Linked DNA regions of Homo sapiens: region 1 is linked to region 2. A link is a loop called in an ENCODE intact Hi-C map of the cell type or tissue named here. Cell type or tissue: dorsolateral prefrontal cortex. All regions are shown on one strand.

Region 1 (8,000 bases), 330 kb before region 2:
GGGCATCCCAAGGTCCCCGGTCCTCCACAAGGAACCCCGCTTCTGAGCACATGCCTCTTTCTGTGAGCGCCACCGTTTGTGCTCCGCGGCCTCTGGGCTTCCTTCCCAGCACAGTGGCTGTTCCCCATGCTGGTCCCGGGCTCACTCCAGCAGACCAGTTTCCCGTCTCCACTGCTTTGCTGATTTTCACTGGTACGCTTGGGTCTCCGACCGGGTTTGATTTCCCTGATAGCAAATGCAGGGGTTTTCAAGTATCCCCATTTTACAGAAAATGGGAGACATTGAGACTCAAAGAAGAGCCGGGTGTGGGTTTGGGGGCTAGAGAGCCAGGAATGCGGCTGGGCTCTCCTTGCCATCCTTGGGTGCGTGCTTTCATCCTGCCACTCCGCCAGCACAGATCGCGCTCCTGCTGTGTAAAACCCATGCTGAGGCCGTTGGTGTGGGCTGTGCCCGGGGCCCCTGCACACGCACTGGCCTCGTTGTCCACCGTGCCCGGGGCCCCTGCGCACGCACTGGCCTCATGATTGTCCACCGTGCCCAGGGCCCCTGCACACGCACTGGCCTCATGATTGTCCACCGTGCCCAGGGCCCCTGCACACGCACTGGCCTCATGATTGTCCACTGTGCCCGGGGCCCCTGCGCACGCACTGGCCTCATGATTGTCCACTGTGCCCGGGGCCCCTGCGCACGCACTGGCCTCATGATTGTCCACTGTGCCCGGGGCCCCTGCGCACGCACTGGCCTCACTGCCCACTGTGCCCGGGGCCCCTGCGCACGCACTGGCCTCACTGCCCACTGTGCCCGGGGCCCCTGCGCACGCACTGGCCTCACTGTCCACTGTGCCCGGGGCCCCTGCGCACGCACTGGCCTCACTGTCCACTGTGCCCGGGGCCCCTGCGCACGCACTGGCCTCACTGCCCACTGTGCCCGGGGCCCCTGCGCACGCACTGGCCTCGTGATTGTCCACTGTGCCCGGGGCCCCTGCACACGCACTGGCCTCATGATTGTCCACTGTGCCCGGGGCCCCTGCACACGCACTGGCCTCATGATTGTCCACTGTGCCCGGGCCCCTGCACACGCACTGGCCTCATGATTGTCCACTGTGCCCGGGTCCCCTGCACACGCACTGGCCTCATTGTCCACTGTGCCCGGGTCCCCTGTACTCACACTGAGCGCATTCTACACTGTCATGTGACGATGATGGTGGCGATGGTGGTGCAGCAGCAGGCAGTCACCAGGCAGTTGCCCTTGCCCTCACAATTGCCAGCTTCTCCGCCCTGTGAGATGGGAACTATTGTTCTCCCGTTCTGCAGATGGGAAAACTGAGGCCCAAGAGGTAACCTGAGTTTCCCGTGGCACGCAGCCAGTGCGGGGCAGAGCCGGGGTTAGAGCTCAGATGAGAACATGGAGACCCCCAGGACGAAGGCCTTTGCCCACGGCCACCCTCAGGCTGGCTCCATCTGTCGGGGGTGCTGACCACCAGGAGGTCCTGGGGTTGGGAATTAACCAGGTTATGCCAGCAGGGTCAGTCTGGGAGAAAGGCGGCCAGGCGAGGGCAGCAGCTGTGGGTAGGGGCCTGGTCAGGGGCTTTGTCTCAGGGGTGGGGCTCTAGGCAGCAGCCCAGGTGTGTAGGAGCCTCGGGGCTGTTTTGGCATCAGGCGACAGAGCGGCCTCATCCGGAGGGTCAGGGCCATGCATCTCTTCTGGAGGCCCCGCCAGACCCTGCTCATCCCCTCTTCCTTCTCGCCCTGCACAGCCACTGTCAACAACAGCTCAGACACCGAGAGCATCCCCTCTCCTCACACTGAGGCCGCCAAGGACACAGGGCAGAATGGGCCCAAGCCCCCAGCCACCCTGGGCGCCGACGGGCCACCCCCAGGGCCACCCACCCCACCACCGGAGGACATCCCGGCCCCCACTGAGCCCACCCCGGCCTCTGAAGCCACCGGAGCCCCTACGCCCCCACCAGCACCCCCATCGCCCTCTGCACCTCCTCCTGTGGTCCCCAAGGAGGAGAAGGAGGAGGAGACCGCAGCAGCGCCCCCAGTGGAGGAGGGGGAGGAGCAGAAGCCCCCCGCGGCTGAGGAGCTGGCAGTGGACACAGGGAAGGCCGAGGAGCCCGTCAAGAGCGAGTGCACGGAGGAAGCCGAGGAGGGGCCGGCCAAGGGCAAGGACGCGGAGGCCGCTGAGGCCACGGCCGAGGGGGCGCTCAAGGCAGAGAAGAAGGAGGGCGGGAGCGGCAGGGCCACCACAGCCAAGAGCTCGGGCGCCCCCCAGGACAGCGACTCCAGTGCTACCTGCAGTGCAGACGAGGTGGATGAGGCCGAGGGCGGCGACAAGAACCGGTGAGTGGGCGCCAGGCAGCCCTAACCTTGGCTTTTGTCTGCAGACACTGAGCAGCGACTACCTACTTAGACAGCCGCACCCAGTCTGGCTCTGCCTGCTTTGGGGGAGCCCGAGGTGTGGTTAGGGAGGCAGACTTGGAGTAGAGTCCAGGAATGAGAGATGCAGGCCAGGAAGGGGCGGAGGTGTGGCCGGGAGGACCTCCCCAGGAGGTGACATCCAAGCTGAGACCCGGACAGAGGAGGCAGCCCTGGGCAGCGCTAGGGAGAGAGTGTGCCAGGCAGCCTGCTCGCTTCCTAGGGCCGCCCTCACAAGGTAGTTCGAGCCAGGTGGCTTTTAACAAATACAGTCCTGGAGGCCAGGAGCCTGGGGGCACCATGCAGGCCGAGACGCAGCCTCCGAGCCTCTGGGCAGATCCATCCCGCCTCTTCCAGCTCCTGGCCGCTGCTGGCGGTCGTGATTGCTGGCATGCCACTCCGTCTTTGGCTCTGCTGTCACATGACCTTCGCCCTGTGCATCTCTGTGTCCACACTTTCTTCTTCTGAGGACACCAGGCATTGGATGGGCAGCTGTCCTAATCTAGTGCAGCTTCATCTTAACTTGATTATATCAGCAAACAGTCTATTTCCAAATAAGGTCACATTCACAGAGACCCTGGGTTAGGACTTGAATGTACCTTCTCTGGGGGGACACAGTTCTACCCTCAGCGTGGTGGGAACAGCAAGTGCGAAGGCCCGAGGTGGGAATGAGCTTGGTGGATTCAGGTGCCAAAGGGTGGCTCAGGGAGGGGGCAGCCTGGCAGGACGGGGGGCAGCTCTCACGGGGGTGGGGGCACTGAGTCACGCCCTGGCAGGTGGGGGCTGCATTTTGTTCTCAGGGCAGTGAGAAGGCCTTTACGAGCCTCTCCCAAGAGAGCCAGATGTGATTTACCCATGAAACCATGTGGGGGATTTGCTGGGAGTGAGAGGCACAGTCAGGAGGCAGCTGCAAGTGCCCTGGGGCTGGTGATGGAGATGCGAGCGTGGTGGCCGTGGGGTTGGGGAAAAGCCACAGGTTCAACATGTTTTTGGTGGCTCATCTCCCATCAGCCAAGGGTCCAGGGCTCAGGATCACAGGTGATCACCTTGGATCACAGGTGCAGAGGTTCCCCTTGCAAATTCCTCTCCAGCTGGGGTGGCCTGGAGGACCCCAGTGTCGTCCTGTTTGGGTGTTGATGTCTCTGAGGTGTGTTCTTTCCTTTCTGGCCTCTGTCTTTGCTCCTGGCCTGGGTGACCCCACATCCCTGAGAATGCCACCTTTTACCCATTTTCAGCACAGATGCTTTGGGCCTCAAGGCCTCCAGCCCAGAACCAAAGATGGCTACCCAAGTTAGGGCCAATCTCGGTTGGCAGAGGGCAGACCCGCGGAGACTGCGTCCTGCTCACATCTGGATGGCTGGAGGAATTGTTTTCTGGTGGGGCAGGCAGGCCATTTTATTTCAACTACAGTGTGGTCTGTTTTCTCCCCTCCCAAGTCCCTTGGAATGGTCCTGGGCAGAGCAAGCGAGGGAGGAAAATCAGACCCGCAGGGTCATGCGGGGCCCTTGTCTCTGCCCTGGGGTTCACCCTGGGCCATGTTAAAGGGGGAAGTCCTAGGACATTCCCTAGGAACTGAGGTTCACCCGGATCTCTATAGGTTCCACAAAACAAAATCTCAGGGTCCCCAGGAACCACTGCCAACAGGAACCGCGCCCATGCGTGTGAGAAGTGGACGGCCTGACCCTGACCCTGTGATGAGCAAAGGCCTGGCCTGCGGGTTTCTGAGGGCACCAAATCCCTGAGCTTCTTGCCCGACAGTCCCAGCTTGGAAAACAGTGTTCATGGTGTGGCTGGGTCTGCCCTGGAGGCAGGCAGCCAGGGCCATTGTGCCTGGATAGCGGGGTCAGGGCAGACGGCTCCCCGCCCCGCTCCTGCTGGCTGTGGGGACAGAGTCATAGAAACACATGTTTCTGCCTTCGCCGGGGGACCGCTGAGGTCATGGGGCAGCCCCATTGATAAGCTGCCTCCCAGAGTCTGTATTTTGGGTCCATGTGGCTGGCCCCGGACTGGGGAGCCGGGGGATCAGCTTGCATCCTGTCCGTCCCCAGAACACTCAGGCTAGGCCTGAGGCCCCGCAGGGCACTTGCAGCCTCCCGTCCTCTCCCCTGCAGCCCCGCCCAGGGCCGTGTCCTCCCTCCCCGAGCTGGGCCTGGCGTACGTCCACCCCTTGCCCAGTGTCCAGCACACAGCCCCCGGGTGCAGGAGTCCTCGGCTGGGAGTCAGGACACCTGGTTTGTCCCGCCCTGTGCGACTAGGCCCAGGCCCCCGCCCTTGGGGCCTGCTTTGCCCTCTCAGTGAACGAGGCTGGACTCTGGCCAGCCTGCTGACCTCGTCCTGGCCGGCAGCCCGCCACCCCTCCCTCTGCCGGCCACGACTGCGCAGGGCCGGGCGGACGCTGGAGGACGCGGACGAGATGCGTCAGAGTAGGCCCTGGCAGCCAGGGCCTCCCGGGAAGGGCTGGTGGGACGGGCGGGCCCCCCAGGCGACCCCTGCTCCTGGCTGCCCGCCCAGTATCATCCCTCCTGCCTGGCAGCCCCAGTGGGGGAGCTCTGTGTTCCTGGATGGACGCAAGATGACTCTCATCTGGCCCCCCGCCCCGGTGACTTTGGGAGAGAGAAAATCACATTCTCCTTCGGCCCGCTGGCACTTTCTTCGAGGTGGCTCTGCCTGGGTGTTTTCTTGGCAGACGACCAGAGATAGTGGCTTCAATTGCAAAACCCCGAGCCTGCCTGCCTTCCCCTCTCTTACTCTTCAGAGAAGGTGCCTGGGTGCTTTTTTGGCAGGGCCTGGCCTTGGGAGTCCCCTCCCCCAAGCCTCAGTTTTCTCATCTGTAAGGTGGGCGTGGATGGCTTATTGCAAGAATAACTCAGTTAATGACGGGCCACAGTGGGCGCTCAGAGATTAGCTGCCCTCCTTTGGATCTGCTTTGGGACACCCCCTAGAGGTCACCCCAAGAGGGGGCTGGAGTGCAGCTCCTTCAGCTGTCCCTCTGGCATTTTGGAAGATCATAACAGCAATTTCACCTTTGTTACTTTATTCTGCAAGTGACTGATGGCACCAGCATGCGCCAGGCGCCGGGGGCGCTGGAAACTGCACAGACAAGGCCCTGACTCCAGGCACTTACATTCTAGTGAGGGCATGGAGAAGGAAACCATTGTTTACGGGATGAGTGGGTGATGGGCAGATGGGGCATGGGGAGCAGGGGAGAGTGGGCTGGTCAGGCAGGGAGGGCCTCTGGGGAGGTGACATTGGAGGGCAATGAGAGCCTTAGTGTGAGGGAAAGCCAGACCCCCTGGGAACCACCAGTGCAAAGGCCCTGTGGCCGCATGAGCGTATGTCCAGTGGACAGCAGAGAGGCCTATAGCAGGGTGTAGAGTGGAGTGAGCAGCCCAGGGCAGAGAGGGCGGAGAGGTCAGAGAGGTGGGCAGGCCCCACGGGTGGAAGTGACGGGTCAGGGTTTTATCTTGGGGCCTTGGAGAGGCAAGGGATGCCTGTTCACAAACCAGCCCTCCCTCTCCCTCCTAGCCCTAGGATGGTGGCAAGGATTGTCCCAGCTTGATGACCATGGGGAAACTGAGGCAAGGGCTGGGTGGAGAGGGGATGTACTGTTGCAGGCCCAGCATGTTCCGATGAATGTCCCCAGGCCCTTATTCCCCCTCTCGTGCCCTGCCCCCCAACCGGCCTTCATGAGTGGGAAGGAAAATGACAGTGAGGAGAAGGTGGCCCGACCCACTCGGCCCCACGTGCTGGTCACCAGCATCCCCACGCCCACCCACGGACAGCCCTTGAAGCTTTCGTCTCCACTCTCCAGATTGAGAAACCGAGGCACAGTTGGCTAAGTCACATGGTCAGAGAGGGGATCCGAGCCTTTGCTCGCAACTGCAGGGCTGGGTAGGCAGGGTGGGGCCCCTCCCAGACACATACTCTGTGCCAGGCCCTGAGAGTCCCCGCCCCACCCAGGCCGCCAGAAAGGAAAATAGAAGTGGCTGCCTTCCAAGAAAACAAAGGAGAGAGGCCGGTCGCGGTGGCTCATGCCTGTAATCCCAGCACTTTGGGAAGCCAAGGTGGGTGGATCATTTGAGGTCAAGAGTTTGAGACCAGCCTGACCAACATAGTGAAAGCCTGTCTCCGCTAAAATACCAAAAAATTAGCCAGGTATGGTGGCGTGTGCCTGCAATCCCAGCTACTAGGGAGACTGAGGCAGGAGGATCACTTGAGCCCAGGAAGCAGAGCTTGCAGTGAGCCAAGATTGTGCCACTGCACTCCAGCCTGGGCAACAGAGCAAGACTCTGTCTCCAAAAAAATAAATAAATAAATAAAATAAAACAAAGAAGGGAGAGTGGAGGGTGGGGAGAGCCAGCCAGGAGGGCTTCTGGAGGTGGCGCTCCTCCAGCATGGCTACGGGACAAGGGGCGGTCAGATGGGCCCTGAGCTCTGAGCGTTTTCCACCTTCCTCCTCCACTATTGGTGGCCGCTCCCTCTGGGGGCTTAGGACTCTCGTTCCCCTCGAGAACTTGAACCCAGCCCTTGTGCTGGCTGCTGCCTTCTTTACCCATGAGAGAGCTCTGGCTGGGATCAGAAGACCTCTTGTAAACTATAAAGTGGTACCTCCATGACCACAGTCCCCACTTGCTCTGGGGGCTCAAGAAGGGTTTGGGCCTCTGTGTGTGCCCCCCAGAGGGTACCTGCTGAGAGCTTCTGGGCAGCAGCCCCTGCCCCCGCTCACCCCCTGCCAATCTGACTGCCCACACCCTACTAGGTGAGGGGCCACAGGGAAACCAAGGCACAGGGAGCACTCAGGCCCCACATAGAAAACGCGAGCTCTCGGGCAGACTGCATGGGACAGTGGCACCTCATGTTTTGTGTGTGTTATAAAGTCATATTTTTATCTCTATAGAATTATCTTTACACATATACAAACGTTTGCATTTCAACCTTAAAATTTATATTTTATTTTTCTATTTGTACACACATATAAAAATATTATTTTTACTGTTCATAGAGAAAATACAGCTGATACGTCGAACCCTTTATGGCTAGCATATAGTATGGTCCTCATTTCATTTTGTAACCGTTATTAAGATATCATTCATATACCATACATTTCACCATTGAAAGCGTATCATTTAGGCTAGGCACAGTGGCACACACCTGCAATCCTAGCTCTTTGAGTGGCTAAAGCAGGAGGATAGCTTGAGCCCAGGAGTTCAAGACCAGCTTGGGCAACATAGAGAAACCTTGGCTCTACCACAAAAAAGAAAAAAATGCAAAAATCAGTCAGGTACGGTGATGTGTGCCTTTAGCTTCAGCAATTCCGGAGGCTGAGGTGGGAGGATTGCGTGAGCCCAGGGGGTCAAGGCTGCAGTGAGATTACAGCACTGCACTCCAGCCTGAGTGACATAGCAAGACCCTGTCTCAAAAAAAACGTGTATCATTCAGTTCTTCTTAGTATATTCAGTGTTATACTAAGAAAGAAACCCTATGCCCATCACTAGTCACCCCTATCCTCCCTCCTCCCAGCCCTGGCACCCACTCATCTCCTTTCTGTCCCCGATGGATTGGCCCGTTCTGGACTTTTCA
Region 2 (8,000 bases):
GAGGAAATAACAGCATTGGGACACTCGGCAAGCTATGACGGAGCCAGGCAGCCCCGCACAGGAAATGCACGTTACTGCCGTGAGCACCGCCAAGAATGTGGACATCACGTTCATAGTGTGTGGCCCTCCCGGGCCCTTTGATATCAACATGCCCTCACGTTCAATAGAAGACATTTCCTGTGCATTTCACCTCTTCCCTGATCCCCAGGAAGTCCTAGGCAGGAATTCTGGCTGAATCTGCTTCCATTTCTAAATCCCATATTTGGTCAAATCCAATTATGTTGCCCCTTCAAGATTTCAATCAGAAACACTTGTATTTGAATTGAAAGGCCATAATGTGCTTACAAAGAAATATATCCATAAAAACACATTATACTTCATTAACAGTTATCTATTGACCAGGTGCGGTGGCTCACGCTTGTAATCCCAACACTTTGGGAGGCCAAGGCCGGTGGATTACTTGAGGTCAGGAGTTCGAAACCAGCCTGGCCAACATGGTGAAACCCTGTCTCTACTAAAAATATAAAAATTAGCCAGTTGTGATGGCACGTGCCTATAGTCCCAGCTACTCAGGAGTCTGAGGCAGAAGAATCACTTCAACTCAGGAGGCGGAGGTTGCAGCGAGCCAAGATCGCGCCACTGTACTCCAGCCTGGGCGAGAGAGCAAGACTCCATCTCAAAAAAAAAAAAAAAAGGTATTTATCATGATGTATATTACATTAGACAAGCTAGTTGGGGGGAAAAGAAAACCCTAAAAGTAAGTATCTATAACTTTCTGAAAGATCACTTCTGTTAATCCCTATTAAAGCCATCAAATCTTTTTCTCTAGCTAACTGAAAAAATCATCCAGGCAAAATGATACTAAATTTTTGGTTCTTATTCCCTTTTCCTGTTTCACTAGGAGCAAACAAAATCTATGTGGTTTCATTCATTTTCCTTTTTCATTCTTTCGGAGTTCTGGTCCTCCCAATAAGCTGTCCTGTGGGTGGAAATGTTTTTCAAAGAGAGGATAAGGTTGTTCTCTCCCACTGCAAACTCACCCAGTGCCCAACTGCAGGGTTGCTGAGTCAGTGGTGCAGAAAAGCAAACCACAGCTGATAGTTACCAAAGTTTCCCACAGTGGGTTCCAGGCCAAGTTGTCCAGCCTCTTTCTGAGTTAATTCTACCTCTGCAAGTGCTGTGTTGAAGATGGAATTTGTTTCCTCCGTGAATACATCCTTGTTCTGGTTTTAACATCTGTGGGTTTATATATAAGGGGTGAATGAATTTTAAAGGTTGGACGATCCCATTAAAAAGAAGTATTAACAGGATCTTTTGAGTTCCTGGATCAAGTCACCCTTAACCACATGATACAAGAAAACACGTAGGGACACACCAAAGCTTCCTGGGCAAGTTGGAAAAAGGAAGATTTCCCTTTTAATTTACAAAGCAGAGTTAATCAGCCAGGCTCACATCTTACATAAGCAGACTTGGGTCGAAGACAACGTCAACCAGAAACATCAATCACAGTGAGTGTGCCAGGAGCTGTGCCCACCCCTGCTGGGCACTCCTCTGATCCGGTGAGGAAACCCTCTTATTATCCTCACTTGATAGTGAGGGAAACTAAAGTCACACAGCTAACATGAGAAGGTGCTGGATTTGAATCCAGAGCCTGTGGCTGAACTGCCCTTTAGTGATGAAAAGGAGATTTTTAAGGAAAGTGGGAAAAAAAAATATTAAAAATATAAATATAAAATGTATATTTTTTCCCTGAAAAAAGTTTCAGGGAAATATTTGAACCTGAAACTTAATAAAGTGATTAGGGAAGGATGGATGTTTATATAAATCAGGGTAAATCATGCTTATGTAAATCAGCCTAGTAATTGGGGACCTGGGCGTGACTGTCATATCACCTTATTTCAATGGACCAAAAACACGTTATATTTTCGTTTTTTAAACAAATCTATTTTAAGTTACTAATACCATTTCTTTCAACAAAGGTAAAAACAAAGAATCACTTGAATTGTTTATCTGCCACTGAATTTATTTTTTAAGTCAAACTTTTCCCACTGATTTATAATTTCAGGAATGCTGAAATTTTTGTATAAAAAATTCATATTTGTATAAAAATATTTGTATGAATATTTGTATAAAGGTGATTTAGTGTTTCATCTTGCATAAAACAAATTTATCCCATTTCACTGCCTCATGCTCCCGTTTAATCAGAATACTTCCCACTTAAAAAATACATCCCACTTCACCTGCTGGGATTCGCACTTAACAAAAGATCTGATTAATCCCTGAGGCATGACAAAGACTCTGTCCTTGATCAAATGTTAGGTTCCTCAGAGTCCTCTTCCCCAGGAGGCCTCATCCTCAGGTTCTGTCTCCTCTCAGTAATTTTCCTCCATTACCCACTCTGCCTCTTGACTATAATCTACAGCTGTCTTTGCTGTTTTCGGAGTTGAGCCCTATCTCTCTCCCCTACTGTGACGGTCGTGACCCCTCAAAATGGTCCTGAATAGTGTCTTCCTTACGTGTTTTTTTTTTTTTTTTCCGGAGTCTCGCTCTGTCGCCCAGGCTGGAGGGCAGTGGCGCGATCTCAGCTCACTGCAAGCTCCGCCTCCCGGGTTCACGCCATTCTCCTGCCTCAGCCTCCCGAGTAACTGGGACTACAGGCGCCCGCCACCACGCCCGGCTAATGTTTTGTGTTTTTAGTAGAGACGGGGTTTCACCGTGTTAGCCAGAATGGTCTCGATCTCCTGACCTCGTGATCCGCCCGCCTCGGCCTCCCAAAGTGCTGGGATTACAGGCGTGAGCCACTGCGCCCGGCCGAGAATTTTTTCTTTAACGGGCAGAACAACTCGCCACTGACCCTACTTGGAAGTATCTTAGTGAAAGTTTTCATATAATGCAAAGCTACTTGACTTTGAAAACCAAACTTCAAAATAAGACTGCTCCAAGAACATTCCAGGATATTGTCTTTCTCTCCTCTCCCCAAGTGGTCTGCAGTAATTCTGGAATGATTCTCAGAACATTCCAGAATGTTCTCTCTCTCCTCTCCCCAAGTGGTCTCCTTCATTCCTACAACACTCAGAGATGATTTTCAGTCATTCCAGAAGGATTCCAGAATGTTCTCTCTCTCCTCTCCATTGGTCTCATTCATTCCTACAGCACTCAGAGATGATTCTCAGCCATTCTCCCAGGGTCACCCCAGCATGGGCCCCATCACCCCCAAACTGCCCCCACAGAGAGTTTCCTGCCTCTTCTCTTTCCTCTCCAATTCAATACTACCAGTCACTTCCCCACTGAAAACTCCCCCGTGTCATTCAACATCATGAATAAGTTCCAAATTCCCTAGCTCTGGACCATCGAATCCCTTCCAGCATCCCTAACAGATCCTGGGTTCCAGAACCTTCTGGTCTCTTCACTTGCTCTTGACATCATGGCCTCCCGGAATATCGCGATGCCAGCTCCCACCCACCTGAATCTCCACAGTTTCGCCCCATTCTTCTGACTTCAAACACATGCCGAGCTGTACTGTGGTTCTCTCTCCTCCCTGTGGGTCAGAAGAGTCCCAAGGGTAGGAACTATTTTATTTCTTCACCACCCACAGTGCGTAGCACAATGCATTAGTCATGGTGGGTATTCGGTAAATACGTATTGAACAATTGAACAAAAGTCACCATTGAATTCAATAGACTGGGAAACAGGGAAAGCATCTTAAAATACTGATTTTCTGGGAGAACTTTTTTTAATTGCCAAATGAAAATTTTAAATCATACAAAGCACACAGGTGCCCCCTTGTGGCTGCGAAACAGTGCAGCATCACCAACAAAAATGGCTGACTCCCAGAGTATGAGAAAGAGGGAGAGATTAGGTTAATTAGTTCAATTAGTTTAGTTCTGAGATGTCCAGCCTGGAGTCTTTCTTCCCTGTAACAACCGGCGGGTGTACAACGAAACCATTCCAATCACAAGCCTAAGGTCTACACAAGCAGCTCAGTAGCTGTTGTTACTCTGAGAACTCAGCTCCTTTGTATGCCTGGCAGGTAACCGGAGCTGTGGCTACAACAGGGGGTTTGACTGGGCCCCTTCAACTTAATTAAAGGAAACGTCAGAAGCACAACAATCGGCTGCAGGGTGGGACCTTGATTGCATCATGGTTAAAATAAACCAGCAGTAGGAGACGTTTGCGAGAGTCCACAAAAAAACCTGTACATGAAAATGTTCATAGCAGCTTTACTCATCATCGCCAAATGGAAGATTCAGCCTAAATGTCCCTCAACAAGTGATGGATGAGTAAATGGTGGACACATCATGTGACAGGCTACTCCATAACAATAAAAATCACAGGCTATTGTGACACACACGACATGGGTACATAACAAAAGCATTATGCCATGTGAAAGCAGCCTTACACAAGGGCACCATGCTATTTATATGAACTTCCAGAAGATGCAGTGATAGGAAAAAGTCAAATCAGGGGTTGTGTGGAGTGGGGGGATTGACTGGGAAGGGACATGGGGAACCTTCTGGGGTGATGAAAATGTTTGCTATCTTCACAGGGGTTTGGGTTAGACAGCTAACTATTTGCTCAATTCATCAAATATTATACTGGAAATTTGGGTCTTTTATTTATATGTCAATTTTACCTCAAAAGGAAAGAACCTAATAAATACTGGACTCCAGCAAATGATACTCATGCTGAAGTGTTTAGGGGGAAGGGTGCTGATATCTGCATCTCACTCTGAAATGCACTGAAAAATTAAGATGGATTAATGGGTGACTGGAAAGATGGATAGACGGACAGGTATACAAGAAAGCACACAGCCAAATGGTAATTCCACAACTAGGTGGTGGATATATAGATGCTCACTGTAAGAGTCCTTCAATTCATCTGATGTTTGAAAATATTTTTATGATAAAATCTTGGAGGAAAAGACATTGGGAATAACTGGGGATATCTGAATATCGACTGCGGGTTAGATAATTCAATACTAGGGATGTCTGAATATTGACTTGGTGTTAGATGATTCAGTGAATTGCGTTAATCTTTTATGTGTGATGATGATGGTGCCATGGTTAGTAGGAAGATGTCCCTATTTTTAGAGACACATTCTAAAGTATTTAGAGGTGTTATAACATCTGAAATATGCTTCAAAATACTCCAGGGGGCAGAAAATGAAGCTAATATTGCAAAGTGTTGTAATGATGACACCCACGTGATGAACTTAGGGGTGTCAGTTACACCATTTGCTCTCCCTGTTCATGAGAAGGAGGACATACTCTCCCAAGGAGCCTGGACTGCAACATTTGAAGTTCTGTCTCTTCTGTCTTGTCCAGCTGCCTGCTGACATTTTTCCTTTTAAAATTTACATAGTTAACAATTTGCTAGCCTGATAATGAGCATGAAGACAGAAGAGAAATTCAAAGAGAATGAGTGAGACGAGAAAATAAAAGATAACAAAATTAACCAGTCAGAATGACGAAAGGCTTAGAAAAAGGCTGGGTAACCGGGAAGGAGGGAGCGTGTGGGTCCTCGTGTCCCAGGACGTCTTCATGACGTGCCCCTCCGACCCCTCCTGCCTTTCTCGCTGGCTTCACCAGGTATCTCTCCAAAGTCAAGGCCTCAATGGTACGCACCACAACCTATCAGCCAGCAGGGTCCCAGGTCCTCCCTCCCATCTCTCCTCTCTAATCGGCCTTCTCCAGCTCTGCGGCCACATCACATCTCAAGAGTCTGTCAGTTCAACTTTTGCGGGTCTCCCAAAGGGTCTGGTGTAAGCCCCTTCCGACCTATCCTATAATCTCCTGCCCAAGATATTTCCTGATTATTTTTCTCCCCAATGCCTCTGTTGCGGAGATTTAATTTTAAGTGCTCTAGCATGGAGCCCCTGGCAAGGGAGATAAAAAGGGCTTTAGCGTCTCCCGAGGCCCGGTTTAGAATCCCAGATCCATCACTTACTTAAATGGGGAATTTGGACCAATCAGTGAACCTTGTGTTCCGCAATTTCTTCCTCTGGAAAATGGGCATGTCAATTGGGATTGAAAGTTACAGCAGCACAGCGCCGCCTGCTCCTGGAATGCACAAATGGCGCGTTTCTTTATTTTGCATGCCCACAGCTCGGCATTTGAGACTCCTCCCTAACCCTCTAACCATATTGCTCAGACAATTCAAATTCCAGCAACAACGAGGTAGTTACAGTTCCCCAGACGCAGGCTGTGACTTCATGCTTCAGTTCTTCATGTAAGTTTACAGTTTTCAAAGTGGGGTCCCTAGAACAACAGCGTCAGCATCCCCTGGGAACTCGTTAAAAACAAAAACAAATTCCCAAGCCTTACCCCAGACCCAGTGAATCAGAAACTGGGGGGCAAGGCCCAGAGATTGGTGTTTTCATGAGCCCTCCAGGTGGTTCTGATGTAGGCTTAATGTTGAGAACCACTGGTATATATTCTCTCCTCTGCTTAAAGTGTGCTTTCTCACTGTACCTGTCAAGTGAACTCCTACACATCCCTCAAAGCCCTTCTGTAGAAAGCCTCTCCTGGCTCCCAGGACCCTAGATAGGGTGATTTTCAGCCCCTAGCAAGGTGATCCTCACTTCTTCAGGGCTGTCCCAGAAGTAAAACTACTGGGTCATCTGGTAGATTGGGGCCTGTGGCTTTTTAGTTAGTTTTGTCCTCTCACTTTCGCAAGTCCCTGGACACTCTGTCCACGTCCTGTGCTTGAATGGGGCTGCATGTCTCCTTCCCTTTGAATTGCTGTAAGACAAGATGTCAACCTCTAAAATATAAAGATGGTTTATATTCCACACATCGATGCCTTGAAGGGAAGGAGAGAAGGCAGAGGAGAAGGAATTTTTCTAACCACTGAAGGCTCAAAACTTCCCATCTCTAGACTAAAACCTGCTCTTCCAAGCTGCTGTGCCACCTCGCCATCTTTTAAGTCTCCTTATGTTCTTAGCAGAGCTTTCCTCTGTCAGATCATAGTCATTGATGAACTCCACAGGAAAAAGAGAACGGAAGATCATGTGCACCTGTTCACCCACGTGCTTGGGATTTTTAGAGCCAAAAAGAACCACTTTATCAATAGGCTGCCTTCTCAGAGGTGGTTCTTGGCATGTTTCACCAAACAGTTGTTTAGAGTTTTTAAAACACTCCCATTTGTGGTATGATTGATACACAATGGCCTGAGCTCTCAGAAGGGAATCTGTGTCTTCAGTCCACGGCACAAATGAAGTAATTGTTTCTAATCTGATGTCTCCACTAGACTATCAACTTCCTTTTTTATTTTCCCAAAGAAATTGCCTGAGGAAATCACATCACGCTTTTATTTTGTATATCACATCACCTCCTACAAAAGTCTTATTAGCATTATTATATCTTTTTTTTTTATTTTGCAAGTGAGTGATCATTAAAGAACTAGCCTTGCTATATAGTTCATAGAATTTACAAAGAATTTAAATAGATGAAACAAAGTAAATGTGTTTGGGTCATCAGGTTCAACATTTAAATGAGATAAGAAAGGCTGGGGCTGAGCACAGTAGCTCACACCTTTAATCCCAACATGTTTGGGAGGCTGAGGTGGGAGGACTGCTTGACACCAGGAGTTGGAGACCAGCCTGGGCAACATAGTGAGACCCTGTCTCTACAAAAAATACAAAAATTAGTGAGACGTAGTGGTATATGCCTGAGGTCCCAGCTCCTCAGGAGGCTGAGGCAGGACGATCACTTGAGCCCTGGAGTTCGAAGTTACAGTGAGCTATGATCGCACCACTGCACCACAGCCTGGACAACAGAGCAAGACCCTGTCCCTAAAAAAATGAACTAAATACAAATTTTTACAAAGGCATAAAGAGAGAAGGGGTTGAAACTGGAGACCACGGGGTTCTGTGACTCCTGGAGTGGTTGCTTTTACAGCATTGTGGTGAGTCAGAAAAATGTTTTATGGACAAATTTAAAAACTGTCTTTTAAAAGCAATTCAGAGAACAAAGTGGAGGGTGGCAGTTTTTGTCCTCCTT

The links. A loop is a pair of places that touch in the nucleus more often than their neighbours do. Peaks named below come from ENCODE experiments on the same cell type or tissue, not always from the same donor. Only the 100,000 strongest peaks of a DNase experiment are listed, where the experiment ranks them.
Region 1: it touches region 2 in a loop (3-fold over the local background); 2 of 110 quality-filtered maps call a loop at or near these places.

What each region holds. Positions count from the first base shown.
Region 1 is chr12:124,366,367-124,374,366 of GRCh38, reverse strand. NCOR2 (nuclear receptor corepressor 2) reads left to right here. Exons shown (of 49, transcript NM_006312.6): 22 at 1,757-2,345. Among named protein-coding and RNA genes, the nearest start is that of MIR6880, 33 kb to the right of the region's middle. RefSeq lists an enhancer at 4,781-5,282. In dorsolateral prefrontal cortex, CTCF peaks have their summits at 4,625 and 4,829 (motif pointing left); DNase peaks (open chromatin) are centred at 4,286 and 4,696; H3K4me3 peaks cover 472 bases; H3K27ac peaks cover 6,429 bases.
Region 2 is chr12:124,032,565-124,040,564 of GRCh38, reverse strand. The region is part of intron 2 of ZNF664-RFLNA (ZNF664-RFLNA readthrough); the gene reads right to left. Among named protein-coding and RNA genes, the nearest start is that of ZNF664-RFLNA, 63 kb to the right of the region's middle. In dorsolateral prefrontal cortex, CTCF peaks have their summits at 3,584, 3,784 (motif pointing left) and 7,890; a DNase peak (open chromatin) is centred at 3,794; H3K27ac peaks cover 243 bases.